2 separate regions of the Homo sapiens genome follow, and region 1 is linked to region 2. A link is a loop called in an ENCODE intact Hi-C map of the cell type or tissue named here. Cell type or tissue: PC-3. All regions are shown on one strand. Each heading gives the region's core, and the rest is flanking DNA. Links, peaks and the distances in the headings are about the cores only.

Region 1 (5,394 bases), core at 268-5,267, 650 kb after region 2:
GGCTGGTTAGAAAACTGCGTTGCAGGGAGTCTTCAGGGTTTCTCCGAATGTCTGGTGAAGTCAATTCTCCAAATTCACTTAGAGGGTTAATGGCCCCACCAGGTCTAGAAGCCAGTTCTCCCATCTCCCTATACCATGTCCACATTATGCTACAATCCTTAGGTGTTAAGTTTCACAAACCAAAGCCAATATCCTGCTGCCATCAGATGTGGGGCTGGATTCACATGAAAGAATAGGCTTAGCGGTGTAAGTTTAGAGATACACAGGTGAAAATTGCAGCCACTGACTTTCCCAGGAGAAAAAAAAATCTGAAGAGAGTGCATTTAATATGAAAAGTATAAGATTAAAGATTGTAGTACCAATAATTTGTGAGTAAATTTGAAGGCCCAAGATGCATGGTGATTTGAAATTTTGCCAAGACCGAAAGATTAACTGTCCTGTAAGCCAAGCCTCAAGCCTTACATGCATAGCTCAGCACAGATTTTTTGCTGTCTGTTCCTTAGCTGCACATAGTAATGCTCATAGAGTGATATTTTTAAAAAAGTTTATAAAGAAAAATGGCCTAGAAGAGAAAGTGGGAATTAGATGCATGAATGAGGAAATAAAGCAAAAGCAAGAATATCTAAAAAGGATGCTCTGTAGATTAAATATTAGGTAAAGTGCATCTCTTGAACTTGAACAGGTCCATAGCATTTGATCAATTAACCAAAAAAAAAAAAAGTATTCTTTGAGTTCTTAACACATACCCGGGCTAAATCTTGGAGAGACAGTTGTCAATACCTAAGACACAGTTTATATCCTCAATGAGGTACAAACGAATATGAAATGAGATGACTATTATAAAAGAAGTAAAAGGTGCCTTACTAAAAGACATCTTAATGTCACTAAGTGGCCTGACATTGTCCTAAAGGTCAGAGAGCACCTACCCGAATGGATGACACTGAAACTAAGACTTGTAATCTACATGGAAATAATTCATTAATTATTTTGGCAAATGTTTCAGTCAGTCCAAAAACTGTATTCTATGGATAAAATAGTATGCTTTTGAGGTCTTAGCAAAGTTAAGTGATCTCAATCTCCTGGAACTATTTAACTCTCAAGAATGTTAATGATATAAGAATCATACTGACTGTTGATGACTGAGAATCACCCCTGTTAAGATGTGGGATGATTAAGAGAAATCTGGCTGGAGAGGTGAGAGGAGGTGAACAATTGCATAAAAAGCCACAAGATGTTAAGAAGGATAAGGAAAAAGAAAGGAGGGTTTTATGAGGGAGCTTCAGAAGAGTGGTGTGAGTGGAGGGGAGGAGGCAGACGTGCCTGCAGTGATTGAAGAGCATTTATGGGGACCAGAAATGGAGGGTGCAAATATCTTCACGCTTGCCAAGTTGTCACAGGTGTCTGCCCTTCCTCACTTCAGGAAATTCCTGCTTCCTACTTCTCTCAAGAAATTGTTTTTAATAGGAGGAAGAGAAGAGGAACACTCTTGTGTACCTTTCCTTGAACATCACCACCAACTGACTCTAAACATTGGCCTATCCTAAACATTTAACATTTTATTTATTCGACATTTACTTCTCACAATCAGATGCTTTTAGATAGACAGCAAGCCAGAGAAAATATTTGTGGCTCTGAATTATTGATAATTAAATGAATAAAATCACTACTAGTCAGGGCTATTCAAAGAAAACTTACTTCTATAGAGCCATGTAAGAACGCTGTCTTCAAAGTCAAGCCCACTCTCCTCTCCCCCTATCTCCACGTGGCCCCATGGCTCGCCAGGCTCCATCGTGTCTGCCATTTACATTCTCTCTGCTGAAAAACACTTCAGGTTCCCTTACCTACATAAAGATGAGCATGCCTGAGCTTGTGCTAAAGAGCCCTCCACAGTACAGTCCCAGGTAGCCAACTTTCCAAAATTACCTTTTAAAAACCTTCCACTTCTGCCCAGTCACCTACTCCCTATTTTTCATGTGTTTTCCTCCTGAATGAAAGCTAATGTTCTTCCTCATATGTTCAGATTTCTCTCGGATGCCTTGGCCTTATGCCCTCCATTTCACCGTAATTGAGAGAATATAAAGTATTTGTTACAGTGCCTGGTAATAGTTGGTACTCAAAACATTTTCTTTCCTTTCCTCCCTCCAGTAGATATTTATTAATGAACTGTGAAATGAGTGATTATCTAGTTTCTATTGCATCCGGTATGTGTCTTGCATGATTACTTTTTGATTGCTTAACCTTCTTCTGATGTCATCTTCCTTTTTTTTCTCTTTTTGATTTTAGATCTAAGTTCCTAGAAGTATAAAGTCTGTTTACTGATGTTGTAAAGCCAGCACCTTGAACTTTTAGTCACCCCATAAATACTTCTGGATCATGATAGCTCATTTTCCTTAAATGAGTCACTATATACAATATATCCAATTAATTGAACTATGAATTTATTATGTATCACAGGATTAGCAGACAAATAAGTCAAAGGATTAAATTTATGCCATCCATATAAAATTGATTCCACAAGAAAATATACTTTTTACCTCTTTTTTAAATCAACGCTATCTTTCAATAACTTTCCTGTTTCATCCTATTTTGTCACAATGAAAATTATATCTGGGCTTCAAAAGAGATCTCAAACTGTTGAAAGTTATCATTTTTTAAATGTAATATTAAATACAATTTGTGGAATGCAAAATAGCTATCTCTTCTCCAGTTTAAGCAAATGCTGTTTTCAACACAATGAAATTATGCCTCCATGTAATATATTCCTCATATATAAAAAATATATTTCTCACATATTGTATATATATTATAATCTCCACCTTTTAACTTTCCAATAAGTTCCATTTCCAACAAACATATGTAACACTGTGGTCTTATTTCTCTAAGTAGCTACATAATAATGACATAAACATTCCTAACCCATGTTTATCATAGAATAGCACCATTTTTCACACTAAAAATAACTGCTAGTAAAGTTGTGCAAAACTCACTGATTGCTTCCAAAACTTTTTGTCAATTTTAAACTGTTTTTAAAACAGTTTAAAACAGTTTTAAAATTTAAAAAAATTTTAAACTGTTTTTAAAACTCTGTTTCATGGCCATAAAGTTTTGAACCAAAGACGTCTCAAAAGAAACTGAAACCATGTGAATCAGAGAAGATGGGAACAAGAATAATGAAAGTTGACTGATGTGAAACCCACAAATCTCTCATAGTTTTAACCAAAAAACCATATAAGATGACTGTGCTTTCCTCTTTTCCAACTCCTCCCTCCCCACTGCTTTCCCGCCATCACACACGCCCCTGCCCATACCTTGTGCTATTTTATATAATTGTTATTAGACTGAAAATTCTTATATTTTTCCCACCTCTTGAGAAAATGAAGAAACACTAGCCACCTGGTCTAATAATTACCAGCTCAAACATTGTCTTTTGTGGACAGCATTCAATTATTATTTATTAATTCTACTAACTTCTACTAAGGAGATGAATCTGTCTTAAGTATTAGGGAACTCTGCTTGTATCCATACATCACTACAAACCAGTTGATTAAAAAAAATTTCAAATACTGAGTCAGCTATTTTGTCTATGTAAGTGAGATGAAAGTGGATTTTAGTTTCAGGGAAAGGTTTTGTTTTGCTTTCTACTCTTTTCTTTTCTATTTCATTGAATTTACCCAGAATTGGGATGCCATGTAGACAACAAGAACTACGCAGCTCCTTTAAGGTCACACAAATAACTGATGGTAGGCAGATAGCAGGACAATCACAAGTACAGGGGTTGGGGAGACTGCTTTACTCATGGCACTGTATAACAGAAAGAAATAAGAACCGAAAATATTATCCTCAAGGAATTTAATTGGGAAGATAGAGGACATAAAACCATGGTAAGTTTAACCCTATTATTTCTTGTCTGCTCAACCTGGGCTAGTCCTATCACCTCTGTGAGCTTTCACATAAACTTTACCTATAGAAGTAATACAGTGGGATTTAATCAACTCTAAGGGTAGCTGAGAGGTAGGACCAGGACTAGGATGCAAAATATTAAGGGGTGCCAGAAAATGCAGTAATCAATAAGAGCTTAATGTGATTTTGTTTCTAACCAATAAACTATGCCCCGGGGGCTAGATGCTTGTTTTTAAACTAAGTTTCATTGGAACCAGGGCCAGGATTAGGGTGAGGTGAATGAGACAGAATTGTTCAAGTGCAGAGTAGGTCTTGTCTTTATTTAAAATTTTGATAAGATGTTCATCGTGGATTTTTTGCATTAATTTTGATTTTTTAAATATTTCATTAAAATTTCATTATTGAGGTATTTGAAACCCCCTTAAATTGGGTCTCCAAGCTGAGTGCCTCACTCAGCTCACTCTAATCTAAGCTCTACGAGGCTCTAAGAAAAACAAAAAATAAGAAACTAGGACATTGTACAAGATATACATAATAAATTATTGAAACTACTAGCCAGCAAGTAGCTTTAATATTTAATAGATATTAAATTTTATTTTAAATATACGAATCTCACAAAAAGCCAAATACTATAAAAACCCAAAGCAGGAAAGCCATCACTGTAGGCAAGTAGAAATTTTCATACAAGAATGACAAATCCACCAGCTAGTTCTTGGGTTTTTGTGTTGGTTTTTGTTCTCTGTTTTTCATTTGTTTGTTTTTTGGTTTTTTGGTGTTTTTTTTGGGGGGGGGGTATTTTTTGTTTATTTATTTATTTATTTATTTTGCCTTCTCATTGGTATGACTGCAGTATGTTTAGTGTGACTGTTCCATTTCATAGACAAATCTTTGAAATACAGACTGGGCCGGGCATGGTGGCTCACGCCTATAATCCTAACACTTTGGGAGGCCAAGCCAGGTGGATTACCTGAGGTCAGGAGTTTGAGACCAGCCTGGCCAACATGATGAAAACCCATTTCTACTAAAAATACAAAAATTAGTCAGGCATAGTGGCGCACACCCGTAGTCCAAGCAAAGGTTGCAGTGAGCCGAGATTATGCCACTGCACTCCAGCCAGGGCAACAGAGTGAGACTCTATCTCAAAAAATAAAAATAAATAAATAAGTAAAATAAAATAAAAGGGGGAAAAAAAGAAAATGCAGATTGGAACCCCTCGGTTCCAAATGTTTATATACTGAGAAGTATAACCTGCTTAGAAAGGTAAATATAGATTCAATATATTCAAGTATATTTTCACCACAATTTCTTGCCCTTCTTAAAAGGTAAATACTTTCTTGACTCCTTGTAAACACCTGATTTCTCTGGTTTTGCCTCTATCTTGAGTTAGCTTTCCCTACTCTGCATAGGTGCTGTTTCACAGGCCATTCCCATAAAACTGGTCCAAAGAAAAGGCAATAAAGTTGTAAAATCTAGGGCCTAACATACAGATGTGTC
Region 2 (5,394 bases), core at 224-5,223:
TATTGGAGGTCCAGACTTTTGTAGCATTAGGTCCAAGTTGGAAGTGGTTCTAACTCTAAATTTCTGAAAAAGAGAGTCCGATTGGCTAAACATTGGTTAGTTGTCCACCTCTGGTTCAGTCAGCTGTTTCTAAGGGCAAGAGATGACATGGCAGGTTTATAACACCCAGGGCCACATTATTGTAAGACAATGGGAGGTTGTCACAGAGAAGTTTCTGGAGTCCCTCTTCTCACAGACTTTAGGCTTGCTCTACAAGGCCACCTGCCTTCCTGGTTCTCAGGTGGCTGGAAGTCTCTAGCCATGCCCAATGTATCTAGGTCATCACAACCATCTAAAGAACCCACTGTACTGTTGCAAGACCACAATTCCTCCAGCTTGTCTGTTCCATGAAATACCATTTATTTTCTTCCTTTCAAAAGGCTATAAATAGGAGAAAGTGGGGGGCTGTCTGTTAGCTCTCAAAAAGTATTATCTCCATTTCATAAATCAATGTGAATAGTTCCACTTTTATTTTTTATTCCTATTTATTATCAACCTCCCCTTTTTCCCCTCTAAGACTCTAGCACTAATCACTAATGAGCTAGATCAGAATTCAATCTGCCCTCACCTCTGGCCAGCCCAAGAATATTGTTCCCAAACTAAGGGTCCTTACCTTTTAGATCTCCCTCTTCCTGTAGGGGAACTATTTTCCTATCTGATATTCTGCAAAGTGTCCTAAACATGCTGGGAATGAATAGCACAATGGACTTGGCTATCAAAAGTTTTAAAATATCAAACTGCTATTCTTCCTGTTAATCTCTTCATTCCTTCTGATAGGATAGCTCTAGCAGGCCCATCAAAAACTGCCCAAGAGACAGGCCAGCGGCTCAACTGGCAGAGGTTACTAAGTTTGAACATTCACACAATAACTCTTTGTATGCTGTAATGAGGGGTGATGTGGCAGTCTTCTTTTCCATGCACTATTTTTTTCTTTTGTAATAGAATCTTTCTCTGCTTCTTTAAATTTGTATATCCACATATAACACTTCGGTAGGTAGGCAAAGTAAAGTTCCCTACTGTGGTCTCATGGTAATAATATTGTAAAACAATACAAACAAGAAATGGTTCTACCGTTTCTTCAGGTGGAGGTCTGAAATTTGCAGTGCTTTACTCCAGAACCATAACTTGATAAAATGCAGAGCTACTAGAGGAGCAGATCATCTTCCTAAAGTGCCTTGAAATTCAAGTCCTTTTTAATTGCCGAGAATTCATGTCACTTGTGTGACAAAGCTATAAACATGCATAATCATAAAAACACATTTTGACATCCTGAATAAAATCAATGCCATGTTATTGTTAATTTTTTAACAAACAGATGAGTTTTATTAATAATTTTAACAGTTCAGCCTATGTCTTAATCAATGTTTTCCTCCTAAAAAATTATTTTGCAAAACACATTGGAACATTTTCAACGGACGCTAGTAGAAATATGTCTCACATCATTCTGAAAGCTCAAATAGTATTTGTAAATTTCTTTTGTTTATCATCTACATCTTTTATACAATATCACACAAACATTTTAAAGTCAAGGCCTATGGCACGTACATCTTATGCATATACTCAAGCAGAAACATGAGAGACATCAAACTGGCCGGAGATTCACTTTGCTTGGTATTACATTAGTCTTTTGATAGTATTTCATTTTAACAAGGTAATGCAAACTTTTTGCATCCAGTTTATTGAAAGTTTTTCTTTAAACATGCTTTCTTTCCCACCAAAACCCAACAGCTCTGAGGTGAAGTTAAGGAAAACTGCCACTGCCAGACACCGCTCTCAGCAGCTGCAGAGCTGCCGAATTCTTCATAAATGCTGTGCTTTCTTTCATCACATGTTCTTCATCTTCCCTTTTCTTTCTCTTTCCAGACACTGAAATTTCTTCCAAAAGATATTTTCCGTCTTTGCCAAGCTTTCCATGTGTTAGAGAATAATTCCTTGAACCCTGGGGACTGGTTTTAAGCTTTAAAAATTTGCTAAGTAGTTTCTTTTTTATTTGTTCCCTCTTTTAAACAACTCGATACGGGCATCAATTTGTCTCCTTCCTCTCTCACTCTCGCTTTGTGATGTTCCATATGTGAAAACATTCATTAAGCACTGTAATTTTTTAGCTTCTGTTCTGTAATCCTCAAGTCCCACTTTTTCCAAGATTTCTGAAAATTATCTTATTTCATTCATGCATAAATCTTCACAGAATATGCTGAAAGCAATACAGAGAGCAGATGCTATTTGCTCAAGAAAAATGCAACATTTTGGTGAAATGTAATGCAACTTCCTTTGAAACCTTAAAAACAAATTTTTTTATTTCCCAATATATCCACTAGATGGCAGGGTAGACCTCCATTTTTGTGTCTACGAAAATGTGCTCTTTATGGCAAAGGATTACTTTTGTGTAGAGCATATTGTATTGCTCCGTTTGTTTTCATATTCTAGTCTTCTGATGCTCTCTAAAGTTATTACAAACAAGGACAACAAATGTGATCACCTATTGAGTATATGCTGTAACCAGACACCTTGCTAAGAATTGCCTTATGGTTATAGGCACATATACATTATTAAATAAATTATATTAGGACAAGTAATATATTTATTATATAAGAATGATGATAAGGCCAAGGAGAAATAAAATAATATTTCATAAAATGTTTCCATTTTATGAAATTGACAAAGCAATTTTAACTTTGACAGAAGATTCAGAAATGGCTACAAGCACTTTGATTGCTGTTTCTACTTAAAGGTAAAAGAATGTGCCAAACCAATATGTGGAGAGGGTAATGCTATTTCTGGGTCACATTAGCATTCAGCAGAACTTTGTATTCTCTTCATATGCAAAATGGTTACTTGGATTTTTAGAAATATGGCTTTTTAACAAGTTCGGTACTGCAAAATGTAATGCCTTGATTATATCTGTAAGTGATGGGAAGATGAACAATAGTTTGACTTTTCTGATAAATGGTGCTTAAATATTTTTTGAAGTTTCCAAAGCTGAAAACAGTTTATTATTTTTTAAAATAAAGTCCTGCCAGTGTTTCTTAGCATGTAATTCTAGACACTAAACCATACAAATACATGCCACTCCCCAATAGAGAGTAATTTACTAATTTCATTTAAATCTTAGCTCTAGTAGATTTAAAAGTGTGCCCTACGTAGTTCTGGGGATTCCACAGGCGGCCATGTGGGGTCTCCATAGGCAGTGGGAAGAAGGTCCAGGCTAAGCACTCTCTCCTTTCAGCAGGAGCATGAAGATATTCATCTCTTTCATATATATACTGCGTAACCCCTGTCATTTAAATAAAGAGTTCAGCTGGAGAAAGCACTTCTGCTGTGATTACACATAGGTCAAATGAAAGTTATTCAGTAAAGATTGAGTAAAGATTACTCACTCTAGAGTAAGGATTCTATTTTTGCCAGTGGGAAAGAAAAAAGACAGATTAATTTGGTAAAAATAAAATCAAATTTTTCTGCCAAAAAATTAAAACTCAATAGCAGTCATCATATAAAAAAGCAAACATTTAACTGGATTTGTTATGTTAACCAGTTGTTTTGTTGTCACAGCATGTGGCTATCAAATATCCTCATGACAAAGAAAACTAAGGAAAGCAAGAGATATAAGAAGCAGTCAAAAAATATACACTTATGATTGATAATGGGCCTGGTTCTGTAATAGGAGATTCAGAAGATGACTAACTTATACAAATACACCTGCTCATAGAGATGTATCGACATCCACCTATTCCATGTAATGAAAAAGACAACAGGTAAGTACTGGGGGCTGCAGGACATTGTCTTGAAGTTGACAGCTCCTTAATCCACATCTTTTAGGTTTTAAGTGTTTCTACTGTGCTTCTTTTACATAGTTCAGCTCAAGGGATGAGACAAATCAAGTCACTGCCATTATATTAAACAGAATGAGGTGGCAAGAAATGTACAAACAACATGCAGTAGAGTATGAATTGGCATAATTTTTTCAAAAAGGAAGAGATAGTAAATACCTTAACTTTGGGCCACTAATCAACATTGCTGTAATCGTATGAAAACATAATATGTAAACAAATGGGCTTGGCTATGTTCTCATAAAACTTTATTTACAAAAATAGGCAGACACAGAAGTTGGTCCTCAGGCTATAGTTTGCTGACATAGCTCTGGAGAATCAATTAACGAAAACATCAAGCCTGCTTGCCAGAACAATAATCAGAAAAAAGAAAGAAAACACATCCAAATTGGAAAAGAAGTAGAATTGTCTCTGCCTGCAGATGACATTACATTACATATAGAAAATCCTGAAATCCTAAATCATCCATCAAAAAATGTTAGAACTCATAAACATTTCAGGAAAGTTGGAGAATGTAAAATAAACATAAAACATTTACATTTCTGTATATTAACAATGACTGATGTGAAAAACAATTTAAGACTGGCAAAAATATAATCTTTATATTTAAGATTAGGATTGTATTTAAGAAAATAATCTCATTTATAGCATCAAGAAAATGAACTACTTGGGAATAAACTTAACTGAGGAGATAAAAGATCTATGCACGTAAAACAATGAAACATTGATGAAAGAAATTAAAGAAGATATAAATAAATGGAAAGATGTCCCATCTTTGTGGATTGGAAGAATTAATATTGTTAAAAAGCCCATAATACCCAAAGCAATCCACAGATTTAATGTAATCCTTATCAAAATTTTGAAAATATTTTTTATAGTTATAGAAAAAACATCATAAAATTCTTATGGAGCCGTAAACTATCTAGAATAGTCGAAGCAAGCTTGACCAAGAAGAACAAGGGTAGAGGCATCACACTTCCTGATTTGAAAATGTATTAGAAAGCTACAGTAATCAAAACAGTATAGTACTGGCATAAAAACTGACATACAAGTGGATAGAACAGAATAGAAAGCCTACAAATGAATCTACACATTTACAGTCAACTGATCTTTGACAAAGTTGCCAAAAATCTAGCTAATTAAAATAGCCATCACTTCACAGTTATCTTTTGTGTGTGGTAAGAACACTTAACCTTAGCAAATTTCAAGCATACAATACACTATCAACTATAATCACAATACTGCACATTAGATCTCCAGAATTTATTCATCCTGCATAACTGAAATTTTCTGCCCTTTGATAAACATGTGTCCATTTTCCCCAACCTCTAACCCTTGACAGTTATTATTCTACTTTCTGCTTCTAAATTTGACTTTTTTAGATTACACATATGAAATTAGGTAATGTTTGTCTTTCTGTGTGTGACTTATTTCACTTAATGCCCTGTAGTTTCATCCTTGTTGTCACGAATGACAAGATCGCCTTCTTTTTATGGCTGGATAATACATCGTGTGTATATCATATTTT

The links. Peaks named below come from ENCODE experiments on the same cell type or tissue, not always from the same donor. Only the 100,000 strongest peaks of a DNase experiment are listed, where the experiment ranks them.
Region 1: a loop joins it to region 2, with 8 times the contacts of the local background. A loop is called at or near these places in 4 of 110 quality-filtered maps.

What each region holds. Positions count from the first base shown.
Region 1 is chr4:123,670,008-123,675,401 of GRCh38, reverse strand. The region is part of intron 3 of LINC01091 (long intergenic non-protein coding RNA 1091); the gene reads right to left. Among named protein-coding and RNA genes, the nearest start is that of LINC01091, 23 kb to the right of the region's middle. In PC-3, for the core only: no CTCF peak of the experiment used is centred there; a DNase peak (open chromatin) is centred at 2,331; H3K4me3 peaks cover 559 bases; H3K27ac peaks cover 1,292 bases.
Region 2 is chr4:124,319,398-124,324,791 of GRCh38, reverse strand. No RefSeq gene overlaps it. Among named protein-coding and RNA genes, the nearest start is that of LINC02516, 240 kb to the left of the region's middle. In PC-3, for the core only: CTCF peaks have their summits at 2,150 and 2,349 (motif pointing right); no DNase peak of the experiment used is centred there.